3 separate regions of the Homo sapiens genome follow, and all the other regions are linked to region 1. The links are chromatin contacts, found by Hi-C or POLR2A ChIA-PET in ENCODE. All regions are on one chromosome and are shown on one strand. The core of a region is the stretch at or near the end of the contact, and the rest is flanking DNA. Distances in the headings are between cores, read along the strand shown. Region 1 has its middle 18 kb from the start of CRELD2. Region 2 holds the start of LMF2 (lipase maturation factor 2). Region 3 holds the start of SBF1 (SET binding factor 1).

What was found. Hi-C counts contacts between places; a loop is a spot of excess contacts on that map. ChIA-PET counts read pairs that join two places held with the same protein, here RNA polymerase II (POLR2A). Pooled maps may share reads with other maps.
Region 2: a map of vagina shows a loop between it and region 1 (6-fold over the local background). The contact joins the promoter of LMF2 here to the enhancer-like site in region 1. A Hi-C loop is called at or near these places in 1 of 168 maps with a recorded cell type or tissue (vagina), 1 of 37 single-sample maps with no recorded cell type and 5 of 50 pooled maps. POLR2A ChIA-PET finds 5 or more read pairs at or near these places in 2 of 52 experiments (GM10248 and SK-N-SH).
Region 3: a map of B cell shows a loop between it and region 1 (4-fold over the local background). The contact joins the promoter of SBF1 here to the enhancer-like site in region 1. A Hi-C loop is called at or near these places in 1 of 168 maps with a recorded cell type or tissue (B cell), 1 of 37 single-sample maps with no recorded cell type and 6 of 50 pooled maps.

Annotation. Positions count from the first base shown.
Region 1 is chr22:49,935,467-49,938,796 of GRCh38, reverse strand. No RefSeq gene overlaps it. Among named protein-coding and RNA genes, the nearest start is that of CRELD2, 18 kb to the right of the region's middle. RefSeq lists silencers at 2,306-2,845, 2,622-2,916 and an enhancer at 2,055-2,894. Within about 2 kb of position 1,801, at least 36 of the 41 ENCODE cell types and tissues checked have a DNase peak (open chromatin) inside an H3K27ac peak, as active enhancers do; they include B cell, where a contact is called at or near this core.
Region 2 is chr22:50,505,956-50,509,285 of GRCh38, reverse strand. It overlaps LMF2 (lipase maturation factor 2), which reads left to right and starts at 1,584. Exons shown (of 14, transcript NM_033200.3): 1 at 1,584-1,704; 2 at 2,251-2,504; 3 at 2,620-2,648; 4 at 2,784-3,001; 5 at 3,073-3,251. The coding sequence starts at 1,611. NCAPH2 (non-SMC condensin II complex subunit H2) reads right to left here and starts at 1,062. Exons shown (of 20, transcript NM_152299.4): 1 at 841-1,062. The coding sequence starts at 948. RefSeq lists silencers at 524-813, 1,484-1,583 and an enhancer at 1,804-1,853.
Region 3 is chr22:50,473,437-50,476,766 of GRCh38, reverse strand. SBF1 (SET binding factor 1) reads left to right here and starts at 1,732. Exons shown (of 41, transcript NM_002972.4): 1 at 1,732-1,981. The coding sequence starts at 1,927. RefSeq lists enhancers at 570-1,479, 2,390-3,299, 3,300-3,330 and silencers at 1,576-1,780, 1,361-1,820, 2,241-2,370.

The DNA.
Region 1 (3,330 bases), core at 552-3,051:
TGTGTGCACAGGTGAGTGTCCGCTGAGTGTGCACGTGTGTGCTGTGTGTGCACAGGTCAGAGTGTCCGTGGTGTGTGCACGTGTGTGCTGTGTGTGCACAGGTGAGTGTCCGCTGAGTGTACACACGTCTGGTGTTCATGCACGAGTGAGCCCATGCTGTCCCGGGTCAGTGACAGGCGAGCATCGCGTGGGCCATGGACTGTAAGTGGGTTTGGGTAGTAAGGACACAGTGACCCCTAACCCCAAAACCATCCCTGGCTCTTGGGTGGGGAGGGGAGAGTCTGGCACAGCTTCCCTTTGGCTGTTCCCGCCTCCCCGGTTCCTGGCCCGTGGCCCCTGCCCCATCCGCCTTCTCCATGTCTGGCACTGCCCTTCCCTATGTGGGGCACGGGTCCTCACTCCTTGGGTCTCAGCTCCCAGGCAGCCCTCCCAGGCCCTGCGAGGACCCTGTGGGTGTTTGTCCCTGTGTGACTGAGGCACCACATAGAGCAGGATGTGCTAAGGCTGTACGCCTGGGCCCCACGGTCAGACGGATAGACAGAAACGTGGATGGACCGACGGGCAGCTGGTGGCCAGCGCAGGCTGCCGAGAATTGGCGGAAGTGGGGCGGGTGGCCGGCGGGCGGCCTGGCAGATCCTGGAAATCCTCGCTTCCTGTTTTCCCAACAAAGGGCCTCTGTCCCCCCAGGAAGGCCACTGGCTGGCGGCAGTGGACGGACATTCCTTTTCCGTAAACAGGATTGTTTTCCTTTTCTCCTCTGGACACAATAACAGCAGCCCCCATGCCCCCCATCCTGTCTCCTGTCACCACTAGCCATGGGGCGTGGACAGTGTGGACGGGTAGGGGGTCCACAGAGCAGGCTTTCCTGGACCAGGTGCCCATTCTGTCACCCTGGGAGTGGGAGTCACAGTGGGGGCCATAGCCTAGTTGACGGCAATGAGGCCTCCAGGGCAAGGAGTGGGAATTCAGTGACGTCTGCCCCACAGGGCAGGTGGGAGGCTGGACCAGCCTTGGGCTAAGGAGACCCTGTGAGCCTCATGGCCCGAGGCAGCAGTGCTTGGGGCAGAGGCCAGGCTTAGGTCTCTGCAGGGGCTGGGCCTCCCTCCAGGTGGACCTCCCCCCGCCCCAGGCTGGCTTTGGGTGAATGCATCTGACTTCCAGAAGCCCCAGAGCAAGACCCTAGAGTAGCTAGAAGCCCCAAGGGGACCCTGGGCGTGGCGGGAGGGGGCAAGGGAAAAGCCTCCAGAGGGTTCAGGGCCCTCCCCTGCCACAGGAGACCCAGTGAGGGCTGCAGGGACAGCCTGGATCTGTGCAGTGCAGATGGCGTGGAGGGGCAGAAGTGGCACGGTTCCCGCGTGCACAGCTCTGAGTGAGCGCAAGTGTGGCTGCTGTGCACACCCAGGCAGCGGGTGCCTGAATGGGCCTGTGTGAGGGGCTGGGACTATTTATAGCCGCTCCTAGCCCAGAGGAGCTATTAATAGCCAGGGTTGAGGGGGACGGACAATGTCTCCTGCTGGCCGCTGCCTGCGGGTGGGGTGGGGGTGGGTGCCATTCTGTGCCCGGAGACACCCGGGGCTGGTACCCCAGCCCCCACCCAGGCTTCGGCACAAGGGCCACTGTTATCTGGTCAGCAGCTGAGCCAGGGGTCTGCATTCACCTGGGACAGCAGGCTGGGGGTGCACCAGGCTACAGCCCCCACCCTGCTCTCCCCGGAGGCCGTTCTGCAGCCACACTGACCCTGAGGAGGATGGGATGGTGGGCACGTGAGCTGGCAGCAGCAGGGCACCCCGGATGGAAAGGGATGCTGAGACCAGGACCCCCATATCTGGTTCTCAGATTCCAGCATGGGGAAGGGGTAAGGAAGTGCTGTGGGGACCGCAGAGCCAGAAGTGGATTTGAGAGAGGCCGGCCCTGCAGGCCCCCCAACCTGCCTCTGGCAGTATAACCAGGTGTCCCTGAAGTAAACAGGTGAACTGAGGCCAAGTCAGATGGGCCTTGGAGCCACTGGAGGGGTGTGGATGGAGGGCTGTGGGTGGAGGAGAAGGGCCCTGCCAGAATTCAGGCTGGTGGGGGCAACAGGCAGCCTCATAGCCCGCTGTCCTGGCTGAGGCTCATTCCCTGTGATCATTTTTGAGAAAAAAAAAAAAAAAAAAAGGGGGGAGGGCGCCTAGCTTGTAAAAAGACCAGATCCCGACCCCACGAAGGGTGAAGTGTGACCTGGGTGGGGCGGGGGGCACCCCTCCAAGCCTTGGCTGCACCCGGCTCCCTGTGCCACACGCGTCCCCAGCATCAAGAGGCGCACCCCCCACCTCTCCCTAAGCCCAGCCAGGCTGCAGAGAAAACAGGAAAGCTCGGAGGCCCAGCCAGGCGCCCTGTGGGCGGGCCTGGGGGAGCTGGGGACGCAGGTTCTGGCTTCCACCCCGGGGGGGCGGGGGGTGTGCGGCGGCGGCGGTGGCGCTCGTGCATCTCATTCTGCGCCTGCTCCCGCGGGGGCTCCTTTCCTTCGGGGAGCCCCCGCCCCCGGGGCCGTGACTAAGCGGAGTCACCTGCCGCCAAGGGCTTTCCAAGAAGGTCAAGGCCAACCGCGCTCCGGCCCACGCCCCAGAGCTCGGGCCGGGCCCTCACAGCCATCGTCCTGCTCATCGTCATTGCTCCCGCAGGGGGTTCCCAGCGACGAGGAGCGCGGGGCCGGGGCGGCGGGGGAGGAGCGCGGGCGGGTCCCTATGGGGCTGGGCACGGGCTGCAGGTCCCCTCCCATGCTCAGCCCAGGCCCCACACCCTCCACCCCTGCTCCTCCCGGACCTCCACCCTCCCCTCCGTCCCTGCTCCTCCCGGACCCCCACCCTCCCCTCCGTCCCTGCTCCTCCCGGACCCCCACCCTCCCCTCCGCCCCCACCCCTGCTCACCCCAGGCCCCACACCCCGCACCCCTCCTTCTCCCAGACCCCCAGGCTCCCCTCCGCCCCTACCCCTGCTCCTCCTGGACCCCCCACACCCTCCCCTCCGCCCCAACCCCTGCTCATCCTGAACCCCCCACCCTCCCCTTTGCCCCACCCCTGCTCCTCCCACATCCCCACCCTCCCCTCCGCCTCCACTCCTGCTCCTCCCGGACCCCCACCCTCCCCTCCGTCCCCGCCCCTGCTCCTCCCGGACCCCCATCCTCCCCTCCGCCCCCACCCTGCTCCTCCCCGCGCCCCCACTCCCCGCCCCCACCCTCCGTCCCCAACACCTGCTCCTTCCCAGACCCTCATCCCCCTGCCCCAGTCTCGCTCTTCAGCGCACCCCCGGCACCTCCATTGCGTCCCCTCCCCCCACCTCCTCGTAGCGCCCC
Region 2 (3,330 bases), core at 335-2,834, 570 kb before region 1:
GATCTAGGATGGAGCTGCAGATCTGGTAGTTGTCCTAATACAGGCAATATTTAAAATCATAGAAATAAATGACACTTCAGGGTAAATGCATCAGAAGATGACCTAGGCCCCATCCTGAGGAACTCAACACTTAGAGACTGGATAGAAAAGAAAAATCAGGCAATGAAATAGGGAAAAAAAATCCTACCACCATGTTTCAAAAAGAAAGGAGTGGCCAGTCCAACAAATGCTGACTTATGTCCCTTGGATTTGGTAGAATGGAGATCACTGCTGATCAAGACAAGAAACATTTAAGTGTCGTGGACGCCAGACTGAGCTGGGCTGAGGAGTAAAAATGAAGCGCAAATATGGAGCAGACAGCTTAACACAGGTCTAGACAGGGCTGTCAAACATGGAAGAAACACTAATCGCTAACAGGATAGAGCATGGCAATAGCTTGAAATTGGTTTGAAAATCCAAGATAAAAAATTCCTCTGACATCGTGATCCAGACCTCTCAAACACACAAGCATGCTCGCAATAACTGCAATAAAAGCAATAATGCTTTCTAGTCTATTCCACTACGTTAGAGAAACGGCTGGTCACCACCCACTCAATCATTCACGGCTCGCTGACGGGTAGAAACCTGCAATGACAGGTCCACGCTAATCCAACAAGGGATGATTTGGGGAGGCAGAGATGGAGTTTGAAAAGAAGCAGGGAGCCCGAGGACCTGCGCGGCCAGAGCGCCAGATAGCCATAGGCGTGGAGACGGTGGGGCGCCCACAGCCCCGGGCCCGGAGCCCCCGCCCCGCAGCCCCACCCGCCGGCCCACCCCGCGTCACTCCCCCGCCGCCCTTACCTCCTCCAGATACTCGCCCAGCTGGGCCGCCACGTCCACCTCCCAGTTCTTGGTGAGGTCGCGGATGGGCTGCAAGAGGTGGGCGAAGCGCGCCTCCACGTCCTCCATGTCCGGGAGGGAACGGGCGGCAAAGGGACCGCAGGGCTGCCTTCCGAGGGGTACGGCGTCCTCAGCCCGCCACTAGTTCTGGCGCCATTTTGCTGTTCCCGCCCAGGAAAATGCGTAGGCGCGGCGTCGCGCGCATGTCTATGACGTAACGTGGGCAAAAGCCAGAGAGGCGAACCCCGGCGCCGCGCAGCGGGAGCTCACCGGAAGAGTCGCGGGGCGGGGTCGAAGCCTCCGGGAGGGGGGGGTGGGCGGAGCTTTGGGCTGCCACCAGTTTGGACGGGAGGGCTTTTGGGGCCGCCGTGGGTCGGGCGGGGCGGGGTGGGGCGGGGCCTGGAGCTGCCGCGGGCGAGCGGGCCGAGGAGGCGGGGCTTGGGGGCTGCCACGGGTTGGGGGGGCGGGGCGGTGAGGAGGCGGGGCCTGGGGCAGCCGCGGGCGGGCGGACGGGCCGAGGAGGCGGGGCTTGGGGCTGCCACGGGTTGGGCGGGCGGGGCGGTGAGGAGGCGGGGCCTGGGACTGCCGCGGGCGGGCGGGCGGGCCGAGGAGGCGGGGCTTGGGGCTGCCACGGATTGGGCGGGCGGGGCGGTGAGGAGGCGGGGCCTGGGGCTGCCGCGGGCGGGCGGACGCGGAGGGCGGGCCCTGCTCTAGCGGGCCGCGTAGCGGACATGGCGGGCTCCCGGCTCCCGCGGCAGCTCTTCCTCCAGGGCGTGGCGGCCGTCTTCATGTTTGCTTTCGCTTCCCTCTACACGCAAATCCCAGGTGAAGGCACCCAGGGTGGGACACCCCCAGCCTCGGCGCGGGACCCTATGTCCTCTTTTCTCTGTGCCCGGCACTCACGCAGTCCGGGGTTGGGAGTGAGGGCCAGGCCTTGGCGTGGGGTAGGGGGCGGCGGTTCGTGTCCTGCAGGCCGCTGTGGGGGTAGGAAGGTGTGCGGTGATCCATTTCCCGTAAGGCTCTGGACTCTGACCTGGGGTGGGGGACAGAACTCTGAGAGAGGTGGGAGAGAGGCTTCCTCCCAGACCTGGTGGGACAGGTAGGAGATCGGGCTGAGACCTGGAAGAGGGCAGTGGGCTCTGCTGGGTGGGAGGCCCTGACTCAGGTAGTTGAGCAGGCCTCTAGCCCTGGGACGGGGTTTTGACAGGTCCCGACCTGGGGGACGGGCTCTGGAGGGACTGCAGACTCTGACCTAGGGATGGAGGTATCCGCATGCTCTGACCTAGGCTGGGGGATCTGCAGGCCCTGACTCAGAGGTAGTCTAGTCTGCAAGGGCTGTCCAGGGCCTGGCCATGACATGCCCTCCCACAGGCCTGTATGGCCCCGAGGGCATCCTACCTGCAAGGAGGACGCTGCGGCCTCAGGGCAAGGGGCGCTGGCAGCAGCTGTGGGAGACCCCGACGCTGCTGTGGGAAGCGCCGAGACTGGGGCTGGACACGGCCCAGGGCCTGGAGCTGCTGAGCCTGCTGGGTGCACTAGTGGCCCTGGGAGCCCTGCTGCTGAGCCCACTGCGCCACCCTGTCATCTACTTGCTGCTTTGGGCCGCCTACCTGTCAGCCTGCCAGGCAAGTGGGACCTGTGACCAGCTCACTCTATCTCCAACCCCCACCACCCACCCCTGCCTCTACCTTACCTGAGTCCACAGACACACCCGCTCCCTGACAGCCCCTCTCTCCGCAGGTGGGCCAGGTGTTCCTTTATTTCCAGTGGTGAGTGACGGCTGGGCCTGGGGCTGTGGGAGGCTGGGTAGGGGGTGGGGGAGGGCTCTGCCCTTCCTGGGAGGACTTTCCGAGGGAAGCAGCTGTGTGGGGAGGGGCTCTTGGTGCTATTTGCTCTCCCCATAGGGACTCCCTGCTGCTAGAGACTGGCTTCCTGGCCGTGCTGGTGGCCCCGCTGAGGCCAGCCTCCCACCGCAAGGAGGCCCCCCAGGGCAGGCAGGCAGGGGCCCTGCCCCACGAAGACCTCCCCTTCTGGCTGGTGCGATGGCTGCTGTTCCGCCTCATGTTCGCCTCAGGCGTGGTCAAGCTGACCAGCCGCTGCCCTGCGTGGTGGGGGCTCACTGGTGAGGGGCCCGGTCTGGACCTGGGGTAGTCTGGGGGCTCGGCCAGCCCTGACTCCTGCCCTCGCCTGCAGCCCTCACCTACCACTACGAGACCCAGTGCCTGCCCACGCCCGCCGCCTGGTTCGCACACCACCTGCCGGTCTGGCTGCACAAGCTCAGCGTGGTGGCCACCTTCCTAATTGAGATCGCTGTGCCGCCCCTGTTCTTCGCCCCCATTCGACGCCTGCGCTTGGCTGCTTTCTACTCGCAGGTGGGTGAGGGCCGCAGCTGTCAGAGAGAGGCAGACAGGGCTCGGCCTTCAGCGCTGCTCAGCGTGCCCTGTTGGGGAC
Region 3 (3,330 bases), core at 483-2,982, 540 kb before region 1:
CAGGAGTTCAAGACAAGCCTAGGTAACTTATCAAGACCCTGTCTCTACAAAAAAATTAAATTTTAAAAAGATGATTTCTCAACCTGTGAAAACCAACAGTGGGAGAGGAGAGGCGTAGCGTGGCCTGTGCCTGAGGGCAGGGAGGGGACCCTGGTGGGGCCTCTCAGTTTGATTCCATTCATTCTCTTGGGCTGGCTCCTGCCCATGGATGGAGACTGGATGCCAGTCATTTGGCCAGTTCTTGCAGCAGCCAAACTCATTTAAAAACAGACCTTCAGGGCCAGGCGCGGTGGCTCACACCTGTAATGCCAGCACTTTGGGAGGCCGAGATGGGCGGATCACGAGGTCAGGAGATCGAGACCATCCTGGCTAACACAGTGAAACCCTGTCGCTACTAAAAATACAAAAAATTAGCTGGGCGTGGTGGCAGGTGCTTGTAGTCCCAGCTACTCGGGAGGCTGAGGCAGGAGAATGATGTGAACCTGGGAGGCGGAGTTTGCAGTGAGCCAAGATCACGCCACTGTACTCCAGCCTGGGCGACAGAGCGAGACTCTGTCTCAAAACAAACAAACAAAAACAAACAAAAAACAAAAAACAGACCTTCGGGCTGGGGGCGGTGGCTCATGCCTGTAATCCCAGCACTTTGGGACGCCATGGTGGGTGGATGGCCTGAGGTCAGGAGTTCAAGACCAGCCTGGCCAACATGGTGAAACCCCCTCTCTACTAAAATACAAAAATTAGCCGGGCATGGTGGTGCACACCTGTAATCCCAGCTACGCGGGAAGCTGAGGCGGGAGAATTGCTTGAACCCAGGAGACGGACGTTCCAGTGAGCCAAGATGGTGTCACTGCACTTCAGCCTGGGTGACGGATTGAGACTCTGCCTCAAAAACAAAACAAAACATAACAAAAAACAGACCTTGGCCTGCTGTGCTCAGAGGGGTTTCCCTGCTGCACCAGGCTGGCTCCTGCACCTTCTCTCCCAGCATGTTCTGCTCTGGGCTCATGCTCATCCCTGAGCCACTTCAGGGGTGGCCCTGGCCAGCCCTGCCCTTGAGAGGGGTGGGCACTGTCAGGGATCCTGGGGGATGCAGCTTTCCCAGAGCCCCCTGCTCCGTGGCCTCATGTGCCTCACACGCTTAGAACATTTGCTCTTTACAGGGGGACATGAGCGTGCCGTTTTTAAGCTGTGTTAAATGTCTCACTTGGCCTAGATGGGGGCTCTTCAGCCTGGGACCCCAAGGGCAGGGCCTGAATTCTCTCTCTGTTCCCCATCGCCAGGCTGGCAGCCCCTGAGGTGATGGCCCTGCGCCTCCTCTGACTTCTAGTTTGGGGGGCCCGGTAGGCAGCGCCTAGGCTTCTCCCGCCTTTCTCCCGCTGGACAGAGAGGGGCGGGGGACGAGGAGTCTGGGGACCCGATCCCCAGATTGGGACGGCCCAGGGGTGGGGTTCGGGCTCCTGTGCGGGGAGTCCCAACGGCGAGGGCAGCTGTGGTCCTGGCCCATGCCTCCCGCCGACACCACAGCCGACCCGGGTCAGGGCGTCAGACCCGCCGGAGCCGTAGTCCAGGTGCCCGGCCCGAGGGGCGGTGCTCGGGCCCCAGAGTGGTCAGCGATGGGCGGGGCGCTGCTCTCGGGAGCCGCCCTCCCACCCTCTGGACCAATGGAGATGCGCGGTTGCAGGCCCCGCCCGCTCAGGGCTTGACGACAGCGCGCAGGCGCACGGCGCGCCCGGGCGGGCCGGCTGGCTGGGAAGATGGCGGCGGGAACCTGGGCCGCCGCCGCCGCCGCCGCCGCCGCCGCGGAGCGAACCAGGGGTGTCCGGGGTGCGCGGTCCAGGGCCGGGGCCGGGCCATGAGCGCGCCGTCCTCGAGTCCCCGAGCCGCGGAGCCCGCCCGCGCCCCTCGGGCCGCCCCGCGTCCCTCGCCATGGCGCGGCTCGCGGACTACTTCGTGCTGGTGGCGTTCGGGCCGCACCCGCGCGGTGAGTGCCGAGGCCAAGCGCTGAGGGCCGGGGGCCGAGGGTCGAGTGCTGAGGGCCAGGGGCTGGGTCTGAGGGTCGAGGGCCGGGGGCTGGGGGCCGAGGGCTGGGGGCTGGGTCGGGAGGCCGAGGACTGAGGGCCGGGCGCTGAGGGCCGAGGACCGGGGGCTGGGCGCTGAGGGCCGGGGTCGGGGGAGCCGAGGACTGAGGGCCGGGGCCGGGGGCCGGGCGGGGACTGAAGGCCAGGGCCGACCGGACAGCCCGTGGGGAGAATGGGCGTCCGCTGGGGGCGGCGTGGCCGCGCGGGCCTGGTGGCGGCAGGGAGAGAAGGCTGGGCCCGGCCTGCCCGGCCTCCTTGGGGTGGGACGGGCTCTCTCCTTGGCCAGCTGCGGGCGGCTGTGGCTCTAGTGGCTCCAGGGGCGCGGACCCGCGGCTCGCCAGCCCGCCTCTGACCTTGGTGCTCCGTCTGAAGCCCCCGGCGGTCTTGGCGGGGTGCAAAGAGGGGGTGGAGTTCGGGTTTGGTGCATGGAGAAGCGGTGTTTGATTTGAAACTGGGAGGATTTGAGGAGGAAGCGTCGAGAGTAGAGAGAAGAGCATTCCTGGCGACTCGCCTGACGGTCCAGGCCCTGCACGCCAAGCCCTGGGTGGGGTATCAGCGTGGCGGTCGGTGCCCATGCCCAGGAGGTCTGTGTGTGGGGTCAGCGCCCGTGTCTGAGAGCTCTTCAGCCCAGGAGGTAGGAGAAAACGGAGCCTGACGATGACATCAGCAACAGCCTGGAGACAGCAGCGTTGGCGAGCGTGCTTGGTGTGCCAGGCCCCGCACAGCCCTTTGTGTACATGATCTCACCTCTTCCTCCCAGCAGCCCACCGGGGTTGCCCTGGTGTTGCCCCCATCTGTAGAGAAGTTAGGCGCGGATAAGCTGACTGCCTGGCCTGAGCCGGCTCAGAGAGGCTGGGACTGGCACTCAGGCTGTCAGATCCCAGCTGCAGACTGGCAGTGTGTGGGGATGGCTGTGTGGTCAGGCAGGGGCTGGATCTTGAGCCTGGAGGTGGGATTGAGCTTGCCTTCCCAGTTACCCTGTTTTTTGTCAGTCCAGTTGTCACTGTCCCCACCAAGGACCTGGAGTTCTCTCTTTTTTGTGTTTCTTCTGCTGGACACCCCCCTACACTTCCTGAAGCCTCTTTAGCATCTTCTTCGTCTCCAGCCCCTCCTCAGTGCCCTCTTACTCAGCACACACTCCTCTCTGCTCATGTCTATCCAAGTGTGTGTCTTATGGCACCGTCAGTCATGAGCATCTGTCTTTTTCTTTAGAGAGGGAGTTCTCGCTTGCTAGGACCACATAGTCCTCATC